3 separate regions of the Homo sapiens genome follow, and regions 2 and 3 are each linked to region 1. Evidence: read pairs that join two places in POLR2A ChIA-PET (ENCODE). Cell type or tissue: PC-9. All regions are shown on one strand.

Region 1 (5,000 bases):
GCCAGTATTACACTGATACCAAAACCAGACAAGGACAGAAAAACAACAACAAAAACTACAGACCAATATACTGATGAACCTATATGCAAACATTCTCAACAAAATACTGAAAACCAAATTCAACAAAACATTTTAAAAAACACAATAAAGTAAGTTTTATACAGCAATGCAAGGGTGGTTAAACATATGCAAATCAATAAATTTGGTACATACATCAACAGAATGAAGGACAAACCCATGTAATCATCTCAATAGAAGCAAAAAAGTATTTGATAAAATTCAACATCTCTTTGTGATAAACCCTCAGCAAACCAGATATAGAAGGATTGTGTCTCAAAGTAATAATTGCCATATATGACAAACCCACAGCCAATATAACACTGAATGGAGAAATGTTGAAAACATTCCCTTTAGAAACTGGAATGAGATAAGGATGCTAATTTTCACCACTCCTATTCAACATTGTACTAGAAGTCTTAGCCAGAGAAATCAGGTAAGGAAAAGAAAAAAAGTCATCCAAATTGGAAAAGAGAAGGTCAGATTATTCTTGTTTGCTGATGGTACAATCTTATGTCTAGAATAACCTTATAATTCCACCACGAAAACTCTTAGATTTGATCACTGAATTCAATAAAGTTGCAGGATAAAAATTGACATATAGAAATCAGTCATGTTTCTATATACCAGTAACCTAGCTGACAAGATCAAGAAATCAATCACATTTACAACAGCTACAAAAAAATTACCTAGGAATATATTTAACCAAGGAGATAAAAAACCTCTAAGAGGACAATTACAAAACATTGATGAAAGAAATAGTAGGTGACACAAATCGAAAAACATCCCAAACTCATGAGTCAGAAGAGTTAATATCATTAAAATGACCATAACATCCAAAGTAATCTATAGCTTCAATTCAGTCCCTATCAAAATACCATAATTTCCCTCAGAATTAGAAAAATAGAATTGTAACATTTATATGGAACCAAAAAGGACTCCAAATAGCCAAAAGAATTCTAAGCAAGAAAAAGTTGGAGGCATTGCATTACCTGACTTCAAGTTAGATTACAAAGCTACAGTAACCAAAACAGCATGGTACTATTATAAAATAAACACATATATCAACAGAACAAAATAAATTGTCATGGGGGAAGAATAAAGCTATATCTATATCTCTCACCATATACAAAAATCAACACAATATGGATTAGAGACTTAAATGTAAGACCCCAAACTGTAAAAACACTGGAAGTAAACACAGGGAAAACTCTTCTGGACATTAGGCAAAAAATTTATGATGAAGATTTCAAAAGCACAGGCAATAAAAATAAAAACAGACAAATGGGACTTAAATAAACTAAAAAACTTCTGCAAAGCAAAAGAAATAATCAACAGGGTAAATAGATAACCTGCAGAATGAGATAAAATATTTGCAAACTGTTCCCAAGATGAGGGACGAATATCCAGAATTTACAAGAAACTCAAACAACTCAATAACAACAAAAAATAATAGCCTTAGAAAGTGGGCAAAGGACATGAACAGAATTTTTTCAAAAGCAAACTGACAAATGGTTAACAGATTATATATATATATATATAAAATGCTCAAGATTACTAATTACTAGAGTAAAGCAAATTAAAACTACAATGAGATATCGTCTTACAACAGTCAGAATGGCTAGCATTAAAGTCAAGAAACAACAGATGTTGGTGAGGATGCAGTGAAAAGGGAACTCTCATATATTGTTGGTAGGAATGTGAATTAGTACAATCTCTCTGGAAGACAGTATAGAGATTTCTCAAAGAACAAAAAAATGTAACTGTAACTCAATCCAGCAATTTCACTACTTGTCTTCTACTCAAAAGAAAATAAATCAGTATATCAAAATGATACTTGCAGTGGAATGTCTATCACAGCACTATTCACAGTAGGAAAGATATGAAATCAATGAAATCAACCTAAGTGTCTATCATTGTATGATTTGATAAAGAAAATGTGGCATATACCCACTATGGATTACTATTCAGCCATAAAAGAATGAAATTATGTCTTTTGCAGCACCATGAGTAGAACTGGAGGTCATTATTTTAAGTGAAACAAGCCAGACACAGAAAGACAAATATCCTATGTTCTCACTCATAAATGGGTGCTAAAAAATGTACACACATTGATGTAAAGAGTGGAATTATAGACAATGGATAAGGACCCACAGACCCTCTGAAGGAAATGGACTTTTCCTGAAGGACCTGGGAGAGACCCCAAATACTGCGAGTGCCCCAACTGCAGAAGTGGGAAAGGGAGACCCTCCTCTCCGGAACACACACCCCCAGTGGAGAAACTTAAAGCCTGTTTGCGAGAGAAGCTTCTGACCTTACCTTGAGATGAGTCAATTTAGAGAGCCGGGTGAAATACAGGGGTAGAAGAAGCAGCAGAAAGGCCCTGGGAACTCGCTGGGTCCCCAAACAGTTCATTCCTGCCTGGCATCACAAAGATCCGTCAGGAGGGAAGCCAGAGGAGCAGGGGATAAAGCGCCACAGGAAGAAGGAAATCTCTAGGTGAACTTTGTAACAATTTGAACTGGGTGAGAACAGGGTGAGAAACCTCATGGCCAGAACTCGGGGGAGGGGGCAAATCCCAGTGTGCAGACTTCACAGCCCTTTTCTTTTGCAGCTGGGAGGTGGGTAGCCTGAGGCAAGTTCTCAAGCCCATCTCGCTCACCATCTGTAAACAGACTTGGGGCTGTTGGGGGTACCCAGTGAGAGTGAGACCAGCCCTTCGGTTTGCGGTTTGCGTGAGAGCAGAGTGAGGCCTGTGACTGCTGGCTTTCTCCACTTCCCTGACAACCTGCATGACTCAGCAGAAGCAGCCATAATCCTCCTAGGTACACAACTCCAGTGAGCTGGGAATCTCACCCCCATCCCCCACAGCAGCCACAGCAAGACCCATTCAAGTAGCGTGTGAGCTCAGACACACCTAGCCCTGCCCCAACCTGATGGTCCTTCCCTACCCACTCTGGTAGTGAAAGACAAAGGGCAACAATCTTAATAATCCTGTTGCTTTTGTTGAGATTCTTTGCCAAGTACTTCCTATCTCAACAAACTTGTTCATTTGCCATCTTTGTAAACAATCTCTACATGGTGGAATGAGGTGTAGGGGTTTAGGAAAGATGGTATCAGGGTGGTGGGAAAGAGACTAGAGGAATCACATCTCTTTTTCTTACAGCACAAATTCCTTAAAAAATTATGCTTCAGTGCTTTAATGTTCAATGTTCCACACCAAATGTTTACATTAAAATGTAACATAAAATATCACTGGACTTGATAAACCACTGACCCATTTTCTGGTGGTATAAGAACTCTCTTAGGAGCTAGTGGCCTTTCTGCTTCTTTGAAATCTTGTACAGAGAGTAATGTTCCAGAAGTCAATGAAGACTGAAGCTCCATGAAAAGGGCTTCTTTTTAACTCAATAACTTGCCGTAAAATAATCTGACCCACATTGACAATATGCATCATAGATATTCTATACTTGGTAATTATCCAGTAATGACAGGCAATTTACATTAATTAGGGTAATTATTATTAATTTTATAAAGTCAAACCTAACTTTTTGTTTACCTTTTCTTTGGTAATTTTCTGAAATCTAAAAGTCAAATGAATGTGAAAAACATTTCCCCTGAATGTTTATGTATTTTACTTTCCTCATGCTCTCTTATATACACAGCTGCTGGATATTAATTCCCATTATAAGCCACAATTTTGCTCACAGCACTCTTCTAAAACTGTTCTAATAAAGGTTACCAATGACTAAAAATAACCAAAGAAGGTTTACATTTTGATTAAAAATTCTAGGGCTTAATTATCATTTATATAACATTTGCCTTGGGTGACTGTACTTGGCTTTTGGAAACATTTTTTCTCGACTTGTCTTCCACGATACTATCTTCTGAGTTTCTTCCTAGTTCTGATTATGTTTTCTAATCATGATCTCCCTTTCACTTGCCTTTAAGTGATCATATTGCACAGAAATCTTTCAATTATCCTCATTTTTTTTGTAATCTTATCTCTTCTAATAAATTCAACTTGCACCTATATGCTGAAACTCTAATACCTTTACCTTTCAGTTGTGATATTTCTTCCTAACTGCAGACCTATATTTCCTTTTGAACATATCAAGTATATGATGAAGGTAAATATATTTGTTCAAAACTTATCTCATTATCTGCTTTTACTCAAGCGGGTCCCCTGACTGTTTTTCTAAGTACAAATTGTAAACACAATAGTTTTACAAGTTAAAAGCAACATAAAATGTAATCTTTCATTATCCATTTTGCTAATCGCTTCTGCCGTCATCTAGCTAAAACAAATACATTCTCAAGCATTAAAAATCTCAAGTATATAGCACTTATGAGTCCTTGGAAAATAAAACTATTTGACTACAAATTTCAGCCAACCAATAAGCAGATCAAAATTACAGTCTCAGGAATGATGAAGCTATGTGAAAGAATACTAAAATTCAATCTAAATCTAAGTAATTACAAAAATAAATCTTGGATCCATAAGAAATACAACTGACATAATTCTAGACAAAATATAAAATGTTAATATATTGTGGCATGGAGGGAGTGAAAAAATAGGAGAAAATGTACTTTTTTTGTAGTATTTAAATATTTTAGAGTTGGTAATAAATAAAGGTTTACTTATATGATTTGAAGTGTTAATAGTATCCATTACAAAATCAAAAGAAGAAAATAAAACTTCAATGTAATTTGATGGGGAAAAAAAATCACACTCAAAGTAGATAATAGAGACCACGTGCCAAATAATAGGAAAAAAATGAAGATTAAAAATTAAAAAAATGAAATGACCAAATTTAAATGTTTGTTTATAACAATAAATGTAAAGAAGATATCTATTAAAATAAAAAGGCACTCAGTTTGTATAATAAAACAAAATTTTATGTTATATAAAAAACTCAGATATAAAATTATTTCAATATAAG
Region 2 (5,000 bases), 160 kb before region 1:
GTAACAAGTAACCCTTTACATATGTGACTTATAAAGTTACACGTGGTGTATTCTTTTAAGATTTTCATTAATACTAATGGCTTCCTGTCCCCTAAAATGCAAATGATAGGTATTAATAGATAGGTAGGTAGGGAGAGAGAGAGAGAGAGAGAGAGAGAGACTAAGTCTAGCTTATAATTTCAGGGGGATCACAGATCTCTTGAGTCTTTAAGTATCCATTGATCTCGGATGCTCTGCCATGACAGTTGCTTCATATATTTGAATATGTCAATAAACTGCTTATATCCTGGGTATAGAGAACTCACCTGAGGATAGTTATGTTATTTTGATATAAGACCCCTGCTTGAGCTACTCATTTAAAATTTTATAAAGGAAATAAATTGCTTAAATTGAAATCCTCACCAGCTCTTATATTTCTATATAGGGTTTAAACTATTTAGGATTATAAGAGGAATGATATTTAAAAGTTGACGTAGCCAGGCATGGTGGCTCACGCCTGTAATTCCAGCACTTTGGGAGGCTGAGGTGGGCGGATCACAAGGTCAGGAGTTCGAGACCAGCCTGGCCAACATGGTGAAACCCCGTCTCTACTAATAATACAAAAATTAGCTGGGCATGGTGGCACATGCCTGTAATCTCAGCTACTCTAGAGGCTGAGGCAGGAGAATCACTTGAACCTGGGAGGCGGAGGTTGCAGTGAGCCGAGATTGTGCCACTGCACTCTAGCCTAGGCAACAGAGAGAGACTCTGTCAAAAAAAAAAAAAAACAAAAAAAGTTGACATAATTAGGTATACTGTATTTTACTAGGACAATTTTTACTGATGTTATAGTTGCCTAGTTTAAGTTAATAACCTAATTTTGCCCTTTCTTTTTTGTCTTAGGCCTTGAGCATCTTTCCAGATTTTTTCTGCTGAGCTCACCATTATTTTGGCTTTGAAACTCAGTGTGATAGAGGTGATCGTGAGGCATGCCATGTGTAGATGTCTTTCAGCTAATAAATGACCATCCTAAAATTGAGCTTGTCAATAGTGGCTTTTCAGATGAGAGCAGGGACAGAACCTCACCTAGGTATACACTTGGCTTGATTTAAATTACAATTGCACAAAAACAGCAAAGAAGTTAGCAGTAGTTTTGCCCCTTGGTTCTCGAGACCATGTTCATCTGATTACAAAAGACACAGCAAGTGCTGCTCAACCTCCTGCTCCCTTTCTAGGCTTCTAGCCCCTCATTTTGCCTCACAGGAGAGCTCTACTGGACAGACAATTAGCATGGGATTGGAGGCCATTCTCCAGCTTTCTGCATCTGTCAAATGATGGAGAGGGTTTGCCTTTTTCAGATCTTTGTGAAAGGGATCACCCATTTCTTTTAAACATCTAATATATTTCACACAGAATGGCTATAAAAAGTAATCAGTTACATGTATAACACCATTGCTTTCTCAACAATCAGTGAAGACAGTTGAATTTACAGCCAGAAGACAATCACATTATATTGGACCACATATTCATACTTCATTTATTTCTCCCTCAAGTATTGCAGCTGTAATAGCTCCTAGGAAGCTTTAAAAAATATGCAAGAACATTTTAAACTTCCAGGAACACTCAGACTTCAAACTACTTTTTCTTCTTGTATAACATCTTTAAATAATTAATTTTTTTGTTTCTTTTTTAGTGTTCTGGTTTGGGAAATATTAAGATAACTGGAAATGGGAAAAAAAAGGAGAAGGAATTTGTGATTTTTCAATTTCCATGAAATCAACAACCTTGCTTCCTAGAGTGGATTCTTACAGAGGTCAATAGTACACTTGTGTGTTGTTGAAAATTGTTAACACTCCTATCTAAAAGCCACAGGATAGTATTCCAAAGACTGTGAACAACAACTCCAGGGCTCCCAGGGATCCTCAGTTGCTGTTACCACCAGTGGATTTTTTTCAAAAGCATTTTTAAGAAATGGTCATAAGCAGGAATCAAATGGTTTGGAATGAATCTGTTTTGTTGGAAGAAGGGGTTTAATTAACTTTCGAGCTGCACAAATTAATCTGGACTTTAGTGAGGGCCTGAAAATTGATTAAAATGTGAGCACCTTTTCAGAAAGTATTTGACCAGGAAATAAATTCATTTCTTCAAGGTCAGTGACCCTACAAGTTGACAAGTGATTCAGATTAATACACACTTGGGTTTCAAGTTTCACCTATTGCTTGGCAGAAGCTTCTGCCCCATCCCCCACCCCCAGTGCTGCTTGTCATCCACCTGATCTAGTTGTCACCTTTTCTTCTGGACTGTTTTTCTGACAGAAACCCTTTGCAGAGTTTTTGGCTGGGGGGTGGGGAGGTGGTTGGGGGGCATTGCAATCAGTGCAACGTTTCATTTTAGTTGTTTTATTGAAGATTTAATCAACATTATGATTTAAAAATAAGGCAGAAAATAACTTCACCTAGATTAAACTTACCTCTTAAAGATAATAAATGTCCATCAAACAGAATGATTTGTAAAATAGTTTCATAAAATCCTACTTGATTTAATGACCTACCTAATTTTTGCAGTGTCTTTTATTTTTTCTTCTTGGGGGCTAAACACACATAACACGCACTCATGCACGTGCACACACACACAGGCATATACATAGACACTCCAAGCATTTGGAGACTCTCCTCTATATTATCTAGTAATACAAGCTCAGAGGTCAAGCCTTACTGTAAGAGAATATGGAAATAATTAGAGAAATTTTGTGTGAGAGTAAATGAAGAGACTATTTATTCTAAGAAGAGAGGAAATTGTAAAAATAAAAAGTCTCATCATTGATTTCAAAGGAGAACTTGAAACAGGATTCAATCTTGCTACCCTCATTTAAAAAATAAGAAATTGTGGTCTTAGAAGGTTCTGATCTACCACATTCTTTCATAGTTCACATGAAGTGGCAATGGGATGATTTAAGGTGTTTTTATTTCCCCTTGATTTAATGTCAAGTATAATTTAGTGGACAATTATATGTAACACCTTTGATAATTAATTTTCCACTCCAAATTAGGCTTTGGCAATCCTCTTATCCTGGTGTCATTATTCTTATAGAATACTGTACACGTTAACTTTGTTTTCTTTTCTCATTCCCTATTAATGCTTGTTTTTTCAAATAAATATTAACTATTCCACATAACTTCTAAGTAAAGTTTCAGACTTTAATAATACATTTTTTTAATTACAGAGTCAGCATATTCTTTGCAAAAAAAATCCTTAGCAAATACCTAGAGAAGGTAGAGTTTAGCGGAGCAGGAATTTTCTTCATCTTTTAAATTAAAAAATTGAACCAACTCTCCATGTACTTCAACAACTTTTTACCCTCAAAAGAGAAGAGTTTTAACATCATTAAATCCGAACATATATTTGAAAAAATTAGAAATAATGGCCTTATCAGATAGTTACTTATACTTTTTTTTAATTTTATTATTATTATACTTTAAGTTTTAGGGTACATGTGCACCACGTACAGGTTTGTTACATATGTATACATGTGCCATGTTGGTGTGCTGCACCCATTAACTCGTCGTTTAGCATTAGGTATATCTCCTAATGCTATCCCTCCCTGCTCCCCCCACCCCACAACAGTCCCCGGTGTGTGATGTTCCCCTTGTTGTGTTCATGTGTTCTCATTGTTCAATTCCCACCTATGAGTGAGAACATGCGGTGTTTGGTTTTTTGTCCTGGCAATAGTTTGCTGAGAATGATGGTTTCCAGCTTCATCCATGTCCCTACAAAGGACATAAACTCATCATTTTTTATGGCTGCATAGTATTCCATGGTGTATATGTGCCACATTTTCTTAATCCAGTCTATCATTGTTGGACATTTGGGTTGGTTCCAAGTCTTTGCTATTGTGAATAGTGCTGCAATAAACATACATGTGCATGTGTCTTTATAGCAGCATGATTTATAATCCTTTGGGTATATACCCAGTAATGGGATGGCTGGGTCAAATGGTCTTTCTAGTTGTAGATCCCTGAGGAATCGCCACACCGACTTCCACAATGGTTGAACTAGTTTACAGTCCCACCAACCATGTGAAAGTGTTCCTGTTTCTCCACATCCTCTCCAGCACCTGTTGTTTCCTGACTTTTTAATGATCACCATTCTAACTGGTGTGAGATGGTATCTCATTGTGGTTTTGATTTGCATTTCTCTGATGGCCAGTGATGATGAGTTTTTTCATGTGTTTTTTGGCTGCATAAATGTCTTCTTTTGAGAAGTGTCTGTTCGTATACTTTGCCCACTTTTTGATGGGGTTGTTTGGTTTTTTTCTTGTAAATTTGTTTGAGTTCATTGTAGATTCTGGATATTAGCCCTTTGTCAGATAAGTAGGTTGCAAAAATTGTCTCCCATTTTGTAGGTTGCCTGTTCACTCTGATGGTAGTTTCTTTTGCTGTGCAGAAGCTCTTTAGTTTAATTAGATCCCATTTGTCAATTTTGTCTTTTGTTGCCATTGCTTTTGGTGTTTTAGACATGAAGTCCTTGCCCATGCCTATGTCCTGAATGGTATTGCCTAGATTTTCTTCTAGGGTTTTTATGGTTTTAGGTCTAACCTGTAAGTCTTTAATCCATCTTGAATTAATTTTTGTATACTGTGTAAGGAAGGGATCCAGTTTCAGCTTTCTACATATGGCTAGCCAGTTTTCTCAGCACCATTTATTAAATAGGGGATCCTTTCCCCATTTCTTGTTTTTGTCAGGTTTGTCAAAGATCTTATAGTTGTAGATATGCGGCATTATTTCTGAGGGCTCTGTTCTGTTACATTGGTCTGTATCTGCTTTGGTACCAGTACCATGCTGTTTTGGTTACTGTAGCCTTGTAATATAGTTTGAAGTCAGGTAGCGTGATGCCTCCAGCTTTGTTCTTTTGGCTTAGGATTGACTTGGCGATGCAGGCTCTTTTTTGGTTCCATATGAACTTTAAAGTAGTTTTTTTCCAATTCTGTGAAGAAAGTCATTGGTAGCTTGATGGGGATGGCA
Region 3 (5,000 bases), 860 kb before region 1:
TCATGACTGCATTGTATTTCATAATATAAGTATACCAGTTTATTTAAACATTTCAAATGTCAGAATCTCTTACCCAGGACTTGGAAATTACTAGTATACAGTCACGTTTAATCCCATTGTTTACTTATGAAGTTTTATGAAGTGTGTGCAATTGATTGCCTAACACTTATTTAATAGGAAACCTTTCCCTAGTATAGGAACCATGAGAGTTTTGTTTTTTTCTGGTGTATTCTGATTATATATAATATGTGTAAATTGGTGCCTCTGTGTCTGACTTCATAAAACTTCTTGAAAGTTGCCTCATCCCCGTAAGCTAAAACTGTTAAACAAAATGAAAATATTTAGAGCATATAACAGCCTCTTTTGCTGGAAGGTTTTATAGAAATAAAGTTGCCAGCATATTTTTAGAAGAGTAACTGCTCCCTGACACCAGAATGGCTTATTTTGAAAAATAAGCCAAAACAAATATACCCTTAGATAGGTGTCTATAATATTCCAGCAAAGGGATTGGGATAGGAAATTCCTACCCATCCCTGTTTTTGCTTTGGATGAAAACAGTCTTAAGAGGTTTCAATTGATGGAAAAGATTAGTATACATCATTTCATTGGCCAGACGTGGTGGCGTCTGACTGAAATCCCAGAACTTTGAGAGCCCCAGGCAGGCGGATCATGAGGTCAAGAGATCAAGACCAGCCTGGCCAACATGGTGAAACCTCGTCTCTACTAAAAGTACAGAAATTAGCTGAATGTGGTGGTGCACACCTGTAGTCCAGCTACTCTGGAGGCTGAGGCAGGAGAACTGCTTGAACCTGGGAGGCGGAGGTTGCAGTGAGCCGAGATTGCGCCACTGCACTCAGCCTGGCAACACAGCAAGATTCCTTCTCAAAAAAAAAAAAAAAAATTAATATACATCACTTTGGCTGGGCACAGTTGCTCACGCCTGTAATCCCAGAACTTTGGGAGGCTGAGGCGGGTGGAACATGAAGTCAGGAGTTCAAGACCAGCCTAGTCAAGATGGTGAAACCCTGTGTCTACTAAAAATACAAGAATTAGCTGGGTGTGGTGGCAGGCGCCTGTAATCCCAGCTACTTGGGAGGCTGTGCCAGAGAATTGCTTGAACCTGGGAGGTGGAGGTTGCCTGGGTGGCAGAGCCAGACTTTGTCTGTGTGTGTGTGTGTGTGTGTGTGTGTACACACATATATGCACACACATCATTTCATCAACTGATGAATATTGAGCTGTAGAGAAGAACGAAGGATGTGTGTATTTATTTAAAAGCCTGCAACCTTTGGTAGCAGTTATTCTGGAAATTTGTAACATCTATGTCCTTGTACAACTGTACCCTTAAATACAAGAATGTTCCTTGGAGCATTGTTTGTAATAGAGAAAAGCTAGAATTAAAAAAAAACACACACACAACAGAACTGTGGCTGTGGGTGCTGATAGGAAAGGTCTCCAGAATATGTGAAAAAAGCAAAATGCAGAACCATTTTTCTGGTGAGAATCTCACTTGTGGAAAATAAGCTGAGAAGATATATATACGTTTTATATATAACTAGCTTTATATATGTACCTGTATTACCTAGATATGTATATAATTTTTGGAAAGATGCACACCAGACTCTTAGCTGATCACTTTTAGGAATGAAATTGGCAAACTGAGGAAGGAAGAATTTCATTTAATATGCTTTCATTTTTATATTCTTTTTAAAGTTGTTAATTCTTTCTAAGGGCTTATAAAACATCAAAATTTTAGCATGAGGATTCTGCAGGTACTGACTTGTAAAAAATTTAGTTGTTGGGGAGTTACCATTTTCTGTGGCTTTTCTGCTTATTTGCAAATGAATTAGGTAATTTCCCGAATCATAAACACTTCTAGACCACAATATTGCAATGTACTTTTTTTACCCCTATCATTGTGACCTGACTTACCCATGATGCAGCTTCTGATTAGTTTAAAATGAACATAAAATAATAAAAATGCTCAATGCGAAGTAAGTACTTAGATTGTGGAATAGTAATTTTGGAAAAACTCAAGAATATTCTTGTATTAAATTTGACAGGTACCCTATTAAAGCACTCAAGTGAAAAAGTTCAACAGGCTTTAGAAAGCCTCACATTTGATTATTTTTATGTTACTTTGTGTCTTTCCTCACTTATCTAGAAGTTTCATCGTTCTATAGCAGTCCCCAAACACTTTATTTTTCTTAACTATCATCTTTGTTCTGGAGAAGTATGTTAAACTTTGAGTAAACTTGTCAATTATTTTCTCCCCTCTTTAGACATAGTCATCTAAATAATAGCAAATAACAGCTATTTGGCAGTATAGCAACCCCTAAGTTGTAGTTGTAGACTAAATCTTATAATTTTTTTTTTTTACCCTCTATCCTGATAGATTGGTAGGAAGGTTATTCTAAGGTTCTGTTCACCCAATTCCAGGTTGGGTTGAGGTGCTAGAGGTGGATACTGTGCCAGGATATTGGGGTGAAGGTGCAGACTAATCCTCAAGACATTTGCTATAGTGAGTATTGAAGTATCTTTTATTGTGGTCAGGATGGTGTTTCAGATGTGGCAACTTCCAGCCACATGACCATGTGGTGTTTCTATGCCAGGCTTAGGGCAGAGGCATCTGCAGGCTTGGCTCTGTACTTACCTACCAAGATACTGTACACAGCTATACTCCCTGTGTGGTTTTGCATGGGCTTTTCTAGATGCTTTTGTCAGGAAGCCCCAGTAGCACTACTCCCTTTCCCCATTTACACACATAAGTGCAAACATGCATACAACCTACTTTATTTAAACTAAGGAAATCTTTCTCACTTGTCGATAAGCCCCTCACTCTCTCCCTGTTCCACACAAACATTTTATCTGTACTCCAATCAACTCATTGTCTTTGCTGTGCATTCAAGACATATTGTGTTTATCCACACTCCTATCCCTGATTATATCTGTACACTGGTTTCTGTAAATATTGTGCAATGTAAAGTAGAAAAACAGGCTATTTCTTCTTTCTGCTTTGCCACATCCCTCTTCTGGAGAAATGAACACAGAGCCCATTAGCTCTTTAACAGGTGGGAGATGGGAGGAGGGAACTATCAGGAGATATAATTTACCACACTTTCTATTAATAATTCTTCTGAGTCTGTACTTTAACAGTTTTTTCAGTCTGTTACTGAGCTTCACAAGATTTACAAACAGTCCATTGCATGTACTTTTTACCTGCTTCTTGCTAAAATAAGACTGGTGGATAATTTGTATAGTCAGGAAATTTGATAATTCGTAAGTCATCTGCTAGGGTTCTCAACTCTTCCTGTATTCTTGAGGCATGGAACACACTCTCAGAAACCTGTTTTAAAGACGCAGTTTAAAAATGAGTCCACAAAGATTCTGATACGACCTCCTTGCTGCTCCTCTGTTCAAAAAGTACTACCTGACTGAATTTTTTTATTTTTTACAAATTTACTTAGTTCTATTTTGAATAGGTAGAATAGTCATATGGGTCAAAATTCAAAAAGTGTAAAAGAGTATAGACTGAAAAGGCTTACTCTTTTCTCCCAACCACTCTTTCCTCCCTCCTCAGAGAACCAATGTTAAATTCTTACATCCTTCCAGAAATTTTTTAAAATATCTAAGTACAATATACATTTCTTCATATATACAACATATGTATATATGTATGTGTATAATACATATTTTCCCCTTATTTATACAAATGCATAGAGCTGTTCTGAACTTTCAGTTTTTCAGCTCACCAGTATATTTTCAGGATCTTTCCATATCAGTACCTAAAGAGCTTCCTCATTCATTTTTATAGCTGCATAGTATTCTATTGTATGGATGTACTTAATTAACCAATCCTTTACCTTCATTACTGATAATTTAGGTTGTTTTCAATCTATGTTATTATGAACAAAGCTACAGAGAACAATCTTGTATATACATCATTTTATACAGGTTTGTATAATATACAAAGGTATATATATATAAAATTGTATATTATAATATACAGAGATATATTGTCCTAAAGACATATAAAGTTACTGGAGTAAAGAACATATATGTGCATCATTTTAACAGATACTGCCAAACTGCTCTCCATAGAAATTAAAACAATTTACTCTCCAAAACAGCCATGCATGAAGAGTTTCTGTTTATTCACAGCCTCAGCATCAGAGAATGTTATCCAACTTTTTGATTTTTGTCAGTTGATGAAAAAATGATACCTAATTTCTCTGATTATTAATGGTATTGAATTGAGCATCTGTTCATGTTTTAACATTTGTAGTTTTTATTCTGCAATTGCATTTAACTTTATATTTGGATTTTGGATTGCTGGTCTTTTTTTTTATTGGCTTCTAGGAATTATCTGTATTAGCAGGAAATTTTCCCTTATGCTGTAAGTTGCAAAGGTATGTTTTATTTAAAAATTTTTTGTCATTCAATTTGACATTTTATTTTGCTATGCATATATAGTAATATGTGTGTTTACCTATATACAGTTGTCCCTCAGTATCCATGAGGAATTGGTTCCAGGACCCCCTCTGGATACCAAAATCTGGATCCTCAAGTCCTTTATATGAAATTGGATAGTATTTGTATATGACCTATGCACATCCTCCCATTTACTCTCTCTAATACCTAATATAATGTAAATGTTATGTAAATAGTTGTTATACTGTATTGGTTTTGATTGGCATTATTTTTATTGTTGTATTGTTACTTTTTTTTTTTCCAAATATTTTTCATCCAAGGTTGGTTGAATTCCAGATACGGAACTTGTGGATAGGAAGGGCTGACTGTATATAGTTGAAATTCTGTGTCTTATATGAGTCTTGAATTTTTGTATCATGGTTAGAAAGGTCTTTATCTCTCCAAGGCTATAAATGACTTTTCCAGTTTTTCCAATGATTGCTTCTACAACTTTATATTTAGATTATTTGGTACGTTTTAGAATTTAGTCTGGTATAGGGTATCTGGTATGGATCTAACTTCTTTTCCTT

What was found. Peaks named below come from ENCODE experiments on the same cell type or tissue, not always from the same donor. Only the 100,000 strongest peaks of a DNase experiment are listed, where the experiment ranks them.
Region 2: POLR2A ChIA-PET joins it to region 1 with 5 read pairs; 1 of 35 experiments calls an interaction of 5 or more read pairs at or near these places.
Region 3: POLR2A ChIA-PET joins it to region 1 with 5 read pairs; 1 of 35 experiments calls an interaction of 5 or more read pairs at or near these places.

Annotation. Positions count from the first base shown.
Region 1 is chr2:153,590,484-153,595,483 of GRCh38, forward strand. It overlaps a transcript of GALNT13 not described here. Among named protein-coding and RNA genes, the nearest start is that of RPRM, 110 kb to the left of the region's middle. RefSeq lists enhancers at 2,053-3,252, 2,125-2,714. In PC-9, no CTCF peak of the experiment used is centred here; a DNase peak (open chromatin) is centred at 2,778; H3K4me3 peaks cover 3,429 bases; H3K27ac peaks cover 3,912 bases.
Region 2 is chr2:153,430,396-153,435,395 of GRCh38, forward strand. It overlaps a transcript of GALNT13 not described here. Among named protein-coding and RNA genes, the nearest start is that of RPRM, 46 kb to the right of the region's middle. In PC-9, no CTCF peak of the experiment used is centred here; a DNase peak (open chromatin) is centred at 2,146.
Region 3 is chr2:152,728,172-152,733,171 of GRCh38, forward strand. The region is part of intron 2 of ARL6IP6 (ARF like GTPase 6 interacting protein 6); the gene reads left to right. Among named protein-coding and RNA genes, the nearest start is that of ARL6IP6, 12 kb to the left of the region's middle. In PC-9, no CTCF peak of the experiment used is centred here; DNase peaks (open chromatin) are centred at 2,590 and 2,990; H3K4me3 peaks cover 897 bases; H3K27ac peaks cover 1,549 bases.